Regions from separate parts of the Homo sapiens genome. Here region 2 is linked to region 1. Evidence: chromatin contacts called from ENCODE Hi-C or POLR2A ChIA-PET data. All regions are on one chromosome and are shown on one strand. The core of a region is the stretch at or near the end of the contact, and the rest is flanking DNA. Distances in the headings are between cores, read along the strand shown. Region 1 holds the start of GCAWKR (gastric cancer associated WDR5 and KAT2A binding lncRNA). Region 2 has its middle 70 kb from the start of ASB7.

What was found. Hi-C counts contacts between places; a loop is a spot of excess contacts on that map. ChIA-PET counts read pairs that join two places held with the same protein, here RNA polymerase II (POLR2A). Pooled maps may share reads with other maps.
Region 2: a map of PC-9 shows a loop between it and region 1 (12-fold over the local background). The contact joins the enhancer-like site here to the promoter of GCAWKR in region 1. A Hi-C loop is called at or near these places in 3 of 168 maps with a recorded cell type or tissue (Calu3, PC-9 and posterior vena cava) and 2 of 50 pooled maps. POLR2A ChIA-PET finds 5 or more read pairs at or near these places in 3 of 52 experiments (PC-3, Panc1 and activated CD4-positive, alpha-beta T cell).

The regions. Positions count from the first base shown.
Region 1 is chr15:100,848,502-100,855,252 of GRCh38, forward strand. GCAWKR (gastric cancer associated WDR5 and KAT2A binding lncRNA) reads left to right here and starts at 1,251. Exons shown (of 4, transcript NR_160703.1): 1 at 1,251-1,409. RefSeq lists an enhancer at 1,083-1,377.
Region 2 is chr15:100,669,250-100,675,924 of GRCh38, forward strand. No RefSeq gene overlaps it. Among named protein-coding and RNA genes, the nearest start is that of ASB7, 70 kb to the left of the region's middle. RefSeq lists an enhancer at 227-726. Within about 2 kb of position 2,887, at least 2 of the 41 ENCODE cell types and tissues checked have a DNase peak (open chromatin) inside an H3K27ac peak, as active enhancers do; they include Panc1, where a contact is called at or near this core.

The DNA.
Region 1 (6,751 bases), core at 1-2,500:
TGCACTCCAGCCTGGGCAACAAGAACGAAGCTCCATATCAAAAAAAAAAAAAGAAAAAAAAAAGACCTAAGGAGGGGGAAAAATGAAGGAATCTCTTCAAACTCAGCCTTTACGCAAACACATGAAAAATCACAGACTCATTTGTCTGCAGTCCCAAATCAGGTCATTAAGAAAACGTGGTGGGCCGGGCGCGGTGGCTCACGCCTGTACTCCCAGCACTTTGGGAGGCCGAGGCGGGCGGATCACGAGGTCAGGAGATCGAGACCATCCTGGCTAACACGGTGAAACCCCGTCTCCACTAAAAATACAAAAAATTAGCCGGGCGTGGCGGCGGGCGCCTGTAGTCCCAGCTGCTCGGGAGGCTGAGGCAGGAGAAGGGCGTGAACCCGGGAGGCGGAGCTTGCAGTGAGCCGAGATCGCACCACTGCGCTCCAGCCTGGGGGACAGAGCGAGACTCGGTCTCAAGAAAAAAAGAAAAAGAAAAAAAGAAAACGGGGTGGACAAATCGATGGGGAGGCGGCTCAACCTTTTTCCTTCTCAGGCAGAAGCCCCTGAGTAAGGCCGCCGCTGCCACCCACTGCCCCTGAAAGGACATCTGAGCACAGTGATTCCGGTGGTGCCAGGACTCCAACCAGCAAGGAGCGTTTCGCACAGAGCTGCAGAGAGTCTGTGCCTTCCAACGAGAGCCGTGTCCCGAACGCCATCCACTTAGCTCTCACTCTCCTCCTTCCTCCTTTCCCTGCCGCTTTCTGTTTTTCATCAGGGCCTTGGAACTCGCTAGTACAGACCGACTTTCAAGTTAAGTCTTTCAAGGAAAATGACTCTTGGTTTCCAGCCTGGATGTGTCATTACACCCTCATGCGTCTCAGGGAAATTAGCAACCTGATTCTTGCCCTGACTGTCATTTAAAATAAAAAGCTTTCTTATTTGCCATCTAAGACAAACTCTAGTAAACCCACAGCGGACGGGTAGGAGGAATGAAACACAGTTACTCGTATTCAGCAAGTTCCTGGGGTCATATTTACCCGCATGTGTCTCCGGGTAACTGGGGGGTGGCGCGTGTTTGCCGTTGTGATGCGGGCGTGTGTGTGTGGAGTCTGTGTGCGCTGGAGAGAGCAGTGTGTCCCCCCGAGGACCTCGGGGTCCCAGAGCTGTGCACACGCTGCCCCCCTGGACGTACAGAACCAGCAGGTGGCATCGCTCCACACAGGCCACCGAACGGCCCTGCCCCGCCCCCTGCCACGCCCTGTGCGTGCATCCGGGTCCCCGCGCAGTGGCTGCACGCAGCCCACCTCTCCCGACGATCCGGGTCCTCCCGCCCTTCGCGGTGATTCTGTCGCGAACCCTCTCACGGCAGCTATGAGACTGCTGCGCTCCCCAGACGAGGAAACCTGGTCTCCCGGAGCCAGGTAACCCACCCGCAGCCTGCGGGAGAGCCGAGGTCTGCAGCCGGGCCGTCGGGCTGCCTCTTCCCGGGGACCCGGGAGCGGGGGGCGGGGGGCATGGTGGCCTCTCGGGCTGCTCCGAACGTCCCCTCCAAACAGCGAGGGGACGCACAGCCCCACTCAGGAGGGAGCCAATGACATTGAACCTGAACCCAAGCCAGCCTTAGACTGAACTTTCAAAGTACCATTAAGCAACGCCGTGAGGAAATGGAACATTCGACAAGGTATTATGTCGCATCTCTCTCTCTTTTTTTTTTTTTTTAGGTGGAGTCTCGCTCTGTCGCCCAGGCTGGAGTGCGGTGGCGCGATCTCGGCTCACTGCAAGCTCCGCCTCCCGGGTTCACGCCATTCTCCTGCCTCAGCCTCCCGAGTAGCTGGGACTACAGGTGCCCGCCACCGCGCCCGGCTAATTTTTTGTATTTTTAGTAGAGACGGGGTTTCACCAAGTTAGCCAGGATGGTGTCGATCTCCTGACCTCGTGATCCGCCCGCCTCGGCCTCCTACAGTGCTGGGATTACAAGCGTGAGCCACTGCGCCTGGTCGCACCTCTTTTCAAAAGCCAGTGTTATCTGGGAAAGTGCAAGGGGTGGGGAGTGGGAGGTGCTGTTTTCAATGAAAAGAAATGAAAGAGACATTGTGCGTCTTCTTAGGTGATATTACAGTACCACAGACACTACAGTTAGGTGACTGAGTCCAGTATTGTCTGTTTTCTCAGGTGTGATGACTGTGTCGTGTCATGCAGAAAAATGTCCTTATTTCTAGGAATCGCATGCTGAGATCTCGGGGAGTAAAGGGCCAGGATGTCTGGAACTTAATTTAAAATGATTTGACAAGGACAGGCATACACATAGGGACAAAGCAAATATGGTAGATGTTATCAATTGCTGAATCTATGTGCTGAGTACACACGTATTTGTTGTATTGTCTTTTCACCTTTCCTATATGTTTAAAATCTTTCATAATGTCATTCGGGGGGAAAAAAAGCTGATCTGGCTATACTTATTTGGGAATGTGCCGGCTAAAAGGGAACTAACAAATAAAAACTTAACTTAGAACATAAAATTTTAGAGACTGAAGGAACCGGAGACCTTCTAGAGCTCAACTCTCATTTTAAAGATGAGGAAAGTGGGCATATTGATTTTATCTTATTTTCTTTTTCTCTTTACTTTTTAAATGTTTTTGGTTTAACTTTAAGTTCAGCGGTCCATGTGCAGGTTTGTTACACAGGTAAACTTGTGTCATGGGAGTTTGTTATACACATTAGTTCGTCACCCAGATATTAAGCCTAGTACCCAATAGTTGTTTTTCCTGATCCTCTCCCTCATCCCACCTTCACCCTCCAATAGACCCCAGTGTGTATTGTTCCCTTTTGTGCCCGTAAGTTCTCATCGGTCAGCTCCCACTTATAAGTGAGAACATGTGGTATTTGGTTTTCTGTTCCTGTGTTAGTTTGCTGAGGACAATGGCCTCCAGCTCTATATTGAATAGTTAAAAACTATTTAGGCCGGGTGCAGTGGCTCACACCTGTAATCCCAGCACTTTGGAAGGCCGAGGCAGGTGGATCACTGAGGTCAGGAGTTTGAGACCAGCCTGGCCAACATGGCGAAACCCCATCTCTAATAAAAATACGAAACAATTAGCCGGGCATGGTGGCAGATACCTGTAATCCCAGCTACTCCGGAGGCTGAGGCAGGAGAATCACTTGAACCCGGAAGACGGAGGTTGCAGTGAGCTGAGATCACACCACTGCATTCCAGCCTGGTGACCGAGCGAGACTCCGTCGCAAAAAAACAAAACAAAACAAACAAAAAAAAAACTCTTTAAAATAAGTGTTATAAACTAACAGTTTATTTATCCCAGGCACAGAAAGACAAATACTGCATGATCTCACCCACAGGTGGAATCTTAAAACATTGAACTCACAGAAACAGAGTAGAATGGAGGTTACCAGGGGCTAGAGTGTGGGGGGTTGGGGTGATGTTGGTCAGAGGGTACAAAAGTTCAGTTAGACAGGAGAAAGTTTATCTTTTAGTGATTTTCATGATTTTGACAAAGTTGAAACAACTGAAACAAAGTATCTAAATATTTTAATACTTGTAATTATTTTTTAATTGTTGAGTGATTTTAATGAGTCAAAAATATAAAACAATCATGCATAATACATATAAATAATTTGAGTGTCCAACCCATATTACAGATGAAAGTAAAGAACAGGCAGATTCTGAGACTTGGGACAGGCAGCATTTGGCACCTGCGGAGGCCCGGTTCTACACGTCTGTAGTGGCAGAAAGGCAATATATATTAAAACCTAGGAAAACAGTCAGGGCACGGTGGCTCACACCTGTAATCCCAGCACTTTGGGAGGCCAAGGCGGGCAGATCACCAAAGGTCAGAAGTTCCAGACCAGCCTGGCCAACATGGCGAAACCCTGCCTCTACTAAAAGTACAAAAATTAGCCAGGTGTGGTGGCTGTAATCCCAGCTACTCGGTAGGCTAAGACAGGAGAATCGCTTGAACCCGGCAGGCAGAAGTTGCAGTGAGCCGAGATCACGCCATTGCACTTCAGCCTGGGTGACAGAGGGGGACTCCACCAAAAAAAAACCAAAAAACAAAAACAAACAAACCTTGGAAAATGGGTGAGAGAGGATGGTATGTGATGGTTTTATCAAGTACTTCTACTCTATTTATATCAACTACTCCAAGCTGTGGTAAACACCTCTGGGAAGCCAGGTCCAGTGCAAGTGGGCCAAAGCCCGTATTGACAGTTATAAACCAGGCATCTCCAGATGACAGCTTTATGACCCAAGCAGTGTGCTCCTCACTAGACTAGTGCAGTACGTATCAGAGTCCAGCAGGGAGTGTGCCCACCTGGAGGACCAGGGTAAAGGTGGGAGGCCAGGAGCAGGGATCTGGGAGCTAACAATAACTCAAAGTACCCACGTTCATGGTTTCCACCCTCCCCCTGAGCCCCCACGTATGCCATCCCCAACCCTCTCCCCCATCTTTCAAGTCCATGACTGCCAGTCACCAATTAGACCCATCACTCAACAGCCCTGGTTCCCCAACAGATGGACTCACAAGAACAAGAAACAATGACTCGGTCATTAGAACTCTTAGTTTCCCACAATTCCTGTCATTGGGATTAAAGTTCTCCGATGTTGTCCCCATCATGTGTCTGAGAAACTGGCCATGGGCACCTCCTGAAAGGGGAAGCAAGAGTGACTCTGGGGGCTTGTTGTGCTCCTCGGAAGAGGTTCTCACTCCTTTAGCATGTCGCTGCCTGGCCCTGGACAGCAAAAACCAACCCTTTGAGAGGACTTAAGTAAATACATCATCAGATCTGGGAGCTGATCAAAACCTTATTTCGTTGCACTCACATGTATGTGTTTCTTAATGTACTTGATCTTGGATAAAATATATCCTAGTGCATTAGATTTTAAGCCATGGATACACATCCTAAGTTGAATATCCAGTTATATTAATTTCATTCATGTTAATTGATATAAATATTAATTTATGGTGAATTATAGATTTATTTAACTGATGTAGTAGTGATATATACATAAGAATTCCTGGAAGGAGATGAATTCATATAAGCTGTGTAGAGAAACCTATATTCTTTCAAGTCATCACAGATACTTTATAAAAGTAGGTACTTCGGGTACCAAATACTGTAGTGTCCCCAGCAAATCTGCAGCAATTGGCTTTTGACACTGAAATGTTGGATTCCGCCCTGTTGGGTAGTGTTGCTTGTTCGGGCTTTAGAGTTAAGATTAAATCGGGTGGACTATGTGGATCCTGGAAACTGTGTGGGGTGTTAGACTTAGAGGAACGCACAGAGCTTCCATGGCTGACCTTGACCTCGGGAGGTGGCCAGGGACCTGGCAGTCTCTCATGCAAGGCTCTGCTCAGAGAGCTGAACACTGACCCCACTGAACGCTGTGTTAAGGAGCTAGGGTCCCCCCCTCCCTGCCCCCAGCTCCCTGCTATGAGCTTTCCCAGTTACTACATGAATCCAATTACAGGCACCCCTGTTGGGTTTCCTGTGAAATAACAGATCTTACTGTAACCAAATATTACCATCTCGGAAAAACCTTATGCAACTAGCGAGGACTCTTCATTCTCAGGCAGCAGAGAAAAGCCTCTTTGTTTTGGGGCTGAACACCTGGAACATGTTATCCGGGGCGGCCTCCCCGGGCCCACAGTGGAGAGGGGGCTTCTAGGACCCAATCACACCCCTGTCTGTGGAGGACTGGCTAGCCCAAAGCTGCCTCTCGCTGGCTCTGTTTAGCCTGGTTTCAGCAGACCCTGGCTCTTGCAGTCAGCCATAGGCAAATGGCAGAGGGCGCCCCGCATCGATACAGAAGGACTACATTGGCAAGGACCACAGAACTCCCAGGCAACCTTTGATAAGATGAGAAGAGGAAGGGCTAAGGATGCAGAGAGATGGGAGGCCTAAAATCTACCCTCCCTGCCCCCAGACACTGGTGCCCTCCTGAAGCCATCACAGATAAGAATGCTGGCTGTGTGTGCAGGAGAGCAGGTGTTGTGGCATGGGCTCAATCAGGGGACATGTCTGTGGATGACTGCCCTTGGAAACCAGTGAAACCCTGTGATCCCACCTTTCCTTCAGATCACTGACTTTCCAGAAGAAAACTTAATGCTGCTCTTTCATCCTTACGCCATGGCTAATACAGCAGTCACAGAAAGGGATGGCTGTAAGAACCCAACGCAGGCCAGGCTAGAGGCAGGAGTCAAGGCCGGCTGCCGTAGGGCTCAGGATGTCCATCCGACCGTGACCTCAGCACTCATTGATAAAAGGAGAGTAGGACCATTCCCAGGTGTGGAGAACCAGGGGGCATCTATGACAAATGCAGACCCAAACACCGGTGTAACTTTTTGAAGATAACTCCCATTTTTACTCACGTCTCTTAGTCTTAATGAAATACAAAGTCCTTGCTGGAAGGGAACAGCTGTCACTCATCTCTGGGCCCCTCGTTGTTCGACACCTGAATGTAATGTGTAGTCTTCAACCCTCCAACCCTCTCCACCAACACTCATGGGTGTGGCAGTGCCCTGGGGCCTAGGAGAGGCAGATTCTAAGCTGGGCATGAGGTAAGGTCAAAGATAGCACTTTCCCAGGAGCTCCAGGGAGATGCTAGGGCTGTAGCACCTAGGCTCAGTTGAAAAGGGGTGGTCCAATGACAGTTATTTGTCTACACAATAGGCAATTTCCAACATCCAATAAAATGCCTTTTTTTCTTCTTCTTCTTCTTTGAGACAGAGTCTTGCTCTGTCGCCCAGGC
Region 2 (6,675 bases), core at 1,637-4,136, 180 kb before region 1:
GCGACCCAGTAACAACCAGCAAGCTTGAGGTATGTTCAAGTTCAGACAGAGAGTGATGTGGCGATGACTGGAAACCCATGCCCAGCTCTGAAGGGGTTTCGCCTGCACGTGGGCTTCAAACGGGGCTGTCCTCCCAGGGGCGGCTGCTGGAGCACCGAGGGATGGACAGCACTCCCAGCGCGGGAGCAGCAGCCGGTTCACCCCTGCGGGGCTAGGAGCTTTCTGCAAGAGATGGCTCGGCTCAGCTGACTCCTGGCAGGAATTTGCCTGCCTTCCGAGGGTGGGTCCAGCCCCCACCACCATCACAGGAGTCTGGAGAGCGGGAGAAGACCTGATTGCTTCCCCCTGGGTAAAGTGAGCCCTGAATGAGGCAGGCTTTTGTAGATGGATCTATACGTTTGACGGCCTCATTCTCTGAATCCTGAATCAAGACTTAGATCTCTCAATGAGCTTTCATGCTGTTTGGAGGTTTAGGAGGCAGCTTGGGAGAGGGTATTTTGTAGCTGAAATGTGAATTTCTGGGACATTTTGACAGCTTATGAGGACTGAGGTTTAGACACTTGGAATTGTAACTTTCCTGGAGATTCCAGGGTGTTTGGTCGGCGTATTGGTTTGTGAGGGCTGTTTCAGAGTGCCACAGCCTGGGGACTTAAACAGCAGAAATGGATCGTCTCTCAGTTCTGGAGGCTGAAAGACAAAAATCAAGGTGCTGGCAGGGTGGGGTCCTACTGAGGGCTGGGAGGGAAACTCTGCTCCAGGCCTCTCTCTAGCTTCGGGGAGGGTTTCTGGAGATCTTTGGCATCCCTTGGCTTGTTGAAAACTCATCCTGATCTGTGCCTTCATGTCCATGTGGCAGTCTCCCCGTGTGTGTCTCTCTCTGTCCACGTCTCTCCTTTTTATTTTATTTATTTATTTATTTATTTATTTATTTATTTATTTATTTATTTTTCTGAGACGGAGTTTCACTCTGTCGCCCAGGATGGAGTGCAATGGCAAGATCTCGGCTCACTGCAAGCTCCGCCTCCCAGGTTCATGCCATTCTCCTGCCTCAGCCTCCTGAGTAGCTGGGACCAGAGGCGCCCGCCACCACGCCCGGCTAACTTTTTGTATTTTTAGTAGAGACAGGGTTTCACCAAGTTAGCCAGCATGGTCTCAATCTCCTGACCTTGTGATCTGCCTGCCTCAGCCTCCCAAAATGCTGGGATTACAGGCGTGAGCCACTGCGCCTGGCCCTCATCTCCTTTTTATAAGGACACCAGTCTCATTAGATTAGGGCCCACCCTAATGACCTCATCTTAACTTGGTGCAGCCTGCAAAGACCCTATTTATTAGTAAATTGCAGTCTGCAGCGCTCGGGGTTAGGATTCAACACATGAATTTTAGTTGGGAACACAATTCCACCCATCAGAGTCACCATATTTGGCTCCACTTAGCCATGGCCTGCTTGGTGCAGTCATCCTCCACCTGCTCATAGCACACTTGATTAAGACTGGAAGGATGAGGGCTCACTTTTCAAAGCGTGCTCATTGAAGTGGCAGGAGGCTGTGAATCACAGGGACCCCGTGCTGGGAGCACTGGGTATACGTGGAAGTCGCTTCAGGGAGAGAAGAGGAGATGGGGAGAGTTGGGATGTTTACACTATTGCCTGGGAAGTGATGGGCTCTGCTCCCGGGCTGCCTCACCCCAGCCCTGTTAATACATTGGCTGTTCAGGACCCTTTCCCCAGAGCCCCAGGCTGGGTTCTGGCACGAAGGCCCACACCCACAATGGAAAGGCTCGAGGTATTGGAAAGTAAGTCCCCCCGCCCCCACAAGACTTCCTGAGAGCTGCCAGGTGAGCATGGCAGGAGGTGACCACACTGTTTTAATATCTGGAAGTCACCAGAAAGGGGCGAGCCCTGCCGATGGTTCTGTTGTTAAAGGGGCCATTTCCAGCGCAGCTTTGGGGGCACAGGTAGAAACAAACGTTTCATGAATGAACCTCCACCCGGCGATTGCTCTTCAACGTGGAAATGGCAGCACTGCGTAGCAGGGAGGGGAACTCTGCACTGGGGGTCTACTGGGGAGAACTTAAGGAAAGCTCATTTGCATCTTGAGTTAAAGCACCCTGGGCGCTGTGCCTCTGTCTGGGAATCTCTGTGGGTGTGTGGAATTAGATGCACCTGCGTTCAAGTCCTGACTGCACACCTCTGTGCTGCGTGGTGATGGGTAAGCCACCTCACTCCCAGAGACTCAGTTCCCACACAGGGACAGTGGGTACAGGGCTCCTGTGAAGAGGACCCAGATGATGGGTGTCAACAGGCACTGGCAAATGACAGCCGGCAAGTTAAGCAAGCTGCGTCCAGCCACATCGCCCAGCCTCCTCCTTGCTGGGGTCATTTCCCCCACCCGACCTCATTGCAGAATCCATACTTTTACAGATGGAGGCAAAAAGCACTCCCTAAAATACTCATGAGTCTAATTCCTGTGACTCTAACCCAAAATACTCCTGACTTTAAACCAAGACTACCCCAGTTTTTTCCTTTTTAAGAGGAATTACCCAATAGAGCTTGGAATTTGTTTATTAGTGGTTATTTGTGCACATTTGCAAAAGGGGGAGACCAGTTGGAGACCACAGTATTTATGAAAAGAAAAAAAGCTCGTGTCCTGTTTTCATGTGTGTGTGTGTTTTAATGAGTCATTCGCTACAGCGTGATCTGCTGGGCACGGGGATTACCGAATATTCTAGAGTCTAAGGCTCTGGATTTTACCGTTATTGTAAGAGGCACCATCAGAGCAGTAACAGCTTTTCAGAAGGGAAAAATGCCACCATCTTAACATACGCGTCCATTGTAAAAGTCATCATGAATTCAGAAATGTTAAAAAGAGGGGAAATGTCAACCAGGAAATATGGTGTGTGAATGCTGACCATCCGGCAGAGGGCAGGACAGCCACAGCCTCAGTAGAGGGTGGGACACAGAGCAGGGGACAGTCTGGGGGTTGCTGTTGAGTGTGGGCTTGGAAAGGCAGCTCTGTGTGGGTGGGAGCCTCATATGCGTGAGATCGGCCCAAATGTGCCCCCTCAGAAAAGCACAGGTTGTACTTTTCATCTCCACGTCCCGCTTAAGGAACCCATTTTTGGACTTTCTGTTTTTAATTGTAGATTGATAAATTATAGTTGTATATGTTTATGGAGTACAAAGAGTTGTTTTCATCCATGAATACAATGTGAAAAAATTAAATCAAGCTAATTAACATATCACCTCAAAACTTTTCATTTTTTTGTGGTGAGAACATTTGAAGTTTACTCTTAGTGATGTTAAAATGTACTATACATTATTATTTACTATTTTATTATGATGTGCACTATATCTCCAAGGAAAATAAAATTCCTCCTCCTTTTAATTGAGGCTCTGTACCCTTTGACCATTGCCTTTCAATTTTCCCTAACCCCTGGCTCTAGTAACTGCCATTCTATCCTCTGCTCCCTTCCCTCCCTCCTTCCCCTCTCCCTTTCCCTTTTTTTTTTTTTTTTTTTTTTTTTTTTTTTTTTTTTTTTTGAGATAAGGTCTCACTCTGTCACCCAGGCTAGAGTGCAGTGGCGTGACCCTGGCTCACTGCAGTTTCGACCTTTCAGGCTCAAGCAATCCTCCCGACTCAGCCTCCGGAGTAGCTGGGCCCACAGGCCTGTGCCACCACACCTGGCTATTTTTTTTTTTATCTTTTGTTGAGATGGGGGTATCACTATGTTGCCAGGGATGGTCTCTAACTCTCCAGCGTTCCTCCCATCTCAGCCTCTCAAAGTACTGAGATTACAGGCATCAGCCACCAGGCCCAGCCATCTGCTTGTTTTCGATTCCACATGTAAGTGAGAACATGTGGTATTTGTCTTCCTGTGCCTGGCTTATTTCACTTAGCATAATGTTCTTCAATTCCATCCGTGTGGCTGCAAATGGCAGAATTTCCTTCTTTTTAAAGCTAATAGTACTCCATTGTATATATGTACCACATTTCCCTTATCCGTTCATCTGTTGATGGACGCTTAGGTTGATACTATATCTTGGCTATTGTGAATAATGCCACAGTGAACATGGGAGTGCAGATACCTCTTTCACATACTGATCTCAAATGTTTTGGCTAAATCACCAGAAGGGTGATTGCTGGATCTATGGTAGTTCTATTTTTATTTTTTTGAGGAACCTCTATAGAGTTTTCCACAATGGCTGTACTAATTTACCAACAGTGTTCAAGCGTTTCCTTTGCTTCATATATATATTTTTAATTAGGTCTTGAGGCTTACTTTTGTTTTTTCAGACTGAGATGAGGTTTTGAATCCATTTTTTGGTATGTGAAAGTTTTTTTTATATATACTTTAAGTTCTAGGGTACATGTGCACAACGTGCAGGTTTGTTACATAGGTATACATGTGCCATGTTGGTTTGCTGCACCCATTAACTTGTCATTTACATTAGGTATATCTCCTAATGCTATCCCTTCCCCCACCACAGGCCCCAGTGTGTGATGTTCCCCGCCCCATGTCCACGTGTTCTCATTGTTCAATTCCCACCTATGAGTGAGAACATGCAGTGTTTGGTTTTCTGTCCTTGTGATAGTTTGCTGAGAATGATAGTTTCCAGCTTCATCCATGTCTCTGCAAAGGATATGAACTCATCTTTTTTATGGCTGCATAGTATTCCTTGGTGTATATATGCCACATTTTCTTAAACCAGTCTATCATTAATGAACATTTGAGTTGGTTCCAAGACTTTGCTATTGTGAATAGTGCCACAATAAACATATGTGTGCATGTGTCTTTATAGTAGCATGATTTATAATCCTTTGGGTGTATACCCAGTAATGGGATCACTGGGTCAAATGGTATTTCCAGTTCTAGATCCCTGAGGAATCGCCACACTGACTTCCACAATGGTTGAACTAGTTTACAGTCCCACCAACAGTGTAAAAGTGTTCCTGTTTCTCCACATCCTCTCCAGCACCTGTTGTTTCCTGACTTTTTAATGATTGCCATTCTAACTGGTGTGAGATGGTATCTCACTGTGGTTTTGATTTGCATTTCTCTGATGGCCAGTGATGATGAGCATTTTTTCATGTGTCTGTTGGCTGCATAAATGTCTTCTTTTGAGAAGTGTCTGTTCATATCCTTTGCCCACTTTTTGATGAGGTTGTTTGTTTTTTTCTTGTAAATTTGTTTAAGTTCTTTGTAGATTCTGGATATTACCCCTTTATCAGATGGGTAGATTACAAAAATTTTCTCCCATTCTGTAGGTTGCCTGTTCACTCTGATGGTAGTTTCTTTTGCTGTGCAGAAGCTCTTTAGTTTAATTAGATCCCATTTGTCAATTTTGGCTTTTGTTGCCATTGCTTTTGGTGTTTTAGTCATGAAGTCCTTGCCCATGCCTATGTCCTGAATGCTATTGCCTAGGTTTTCTTCTAGGGTTTTTATGGTTTTAGGTCTAACATTTAAGTCTTTAATCCATCTTGAATTAATTTTTGTATAAGGTGTAAGGAAGGGGTCCAGTTTTGGCTTTCTACATATGGCTAGCCAGTTTTCCCAGCACCATTTATTAGATAGGGAATCCTTTCCCCATTTCTTGTTTTTGTCAGGTTTGTCAAAGATCAGATGATTGTAGATGTGTGGTGTTATTTCTGAGGCCTCTGTTCTGTTCCATTGGTCTATATCTCTGTTTTGGTACCAGTACCATGCTGTTTTGGTTACTGTAGCCTTGTCATATAGTTTGAAGTCAAGTAGTGTGATGCCTCGAGCTTTGTTCTTTTTGCTTAGGATTGTCTTGGCAATTTGGGCTCTTTTTTGGTTCCATATAAAGTTTAAAGTAGTTTTTTCTAACTCTGTGAAGAAAGTCATTGGTAGCTTGATGGGGATGACATTGAATCTATAAATTACCTTGGGCAGTATGGCCATTGTCACGATATTGAGTCTTCCTATCCATAAGCATAGAATGTTCTTCCATTTGTCTGTGCCCACTTTTATTTCATTGAGCAGTGGTTTGTAGTTCTCCTTGAAGAGGGCCTTCACATCCCTTGTAAGCTGGATTCCTAGGTATTTTATTCTCTTTGTAGCAATTGTGAAAGGGAGTTCACTCATGATTTGGCTCTCTGTTTGTCTGTTATTGGTGTATAGGAATACTTGTGATTTTTGTACATTGATTTTGTATCCTGAGACTTTGCTGAAGTTGCTTATCAGCTTAAGGAGATTTTAGGCTGAGATGATGGGGTTTTCTAGATATACAATCATATCATCTGCAATCAGGGACAATTTGACTTCCTCTTTTCCTAATTGAATACCCTTTATTTATTTCTCCTGCCTGATTGCCCTGGCCAGAACTGCCAATACTATGTTGAATAGGAGTGGTGAGAGAGGGCATCCTTGTCTTGTGCCGGTTTTCAAAGGGAATGCTTCCAGTTTTTGCCCATTCAGTATGATATTGGCTGTGGGTTTGTCATAAATAGCTCTTATTATTTTGAGATATGTTACATCAATATCTAGTTTATTGAGAGTTTTTAGCATGAAGGGCTGTTGACCTTTGTTGAAGGCCTTTTCTGCATCCGTTGAGATAATCGTGTGGTTTTTGTCGTTGGTTCTGTTTATGTGATGGATTACATTTATTGATTTGCGTATGTTGAACCAGCCTTGCATCCCAGGGATGAAGCTGACTTT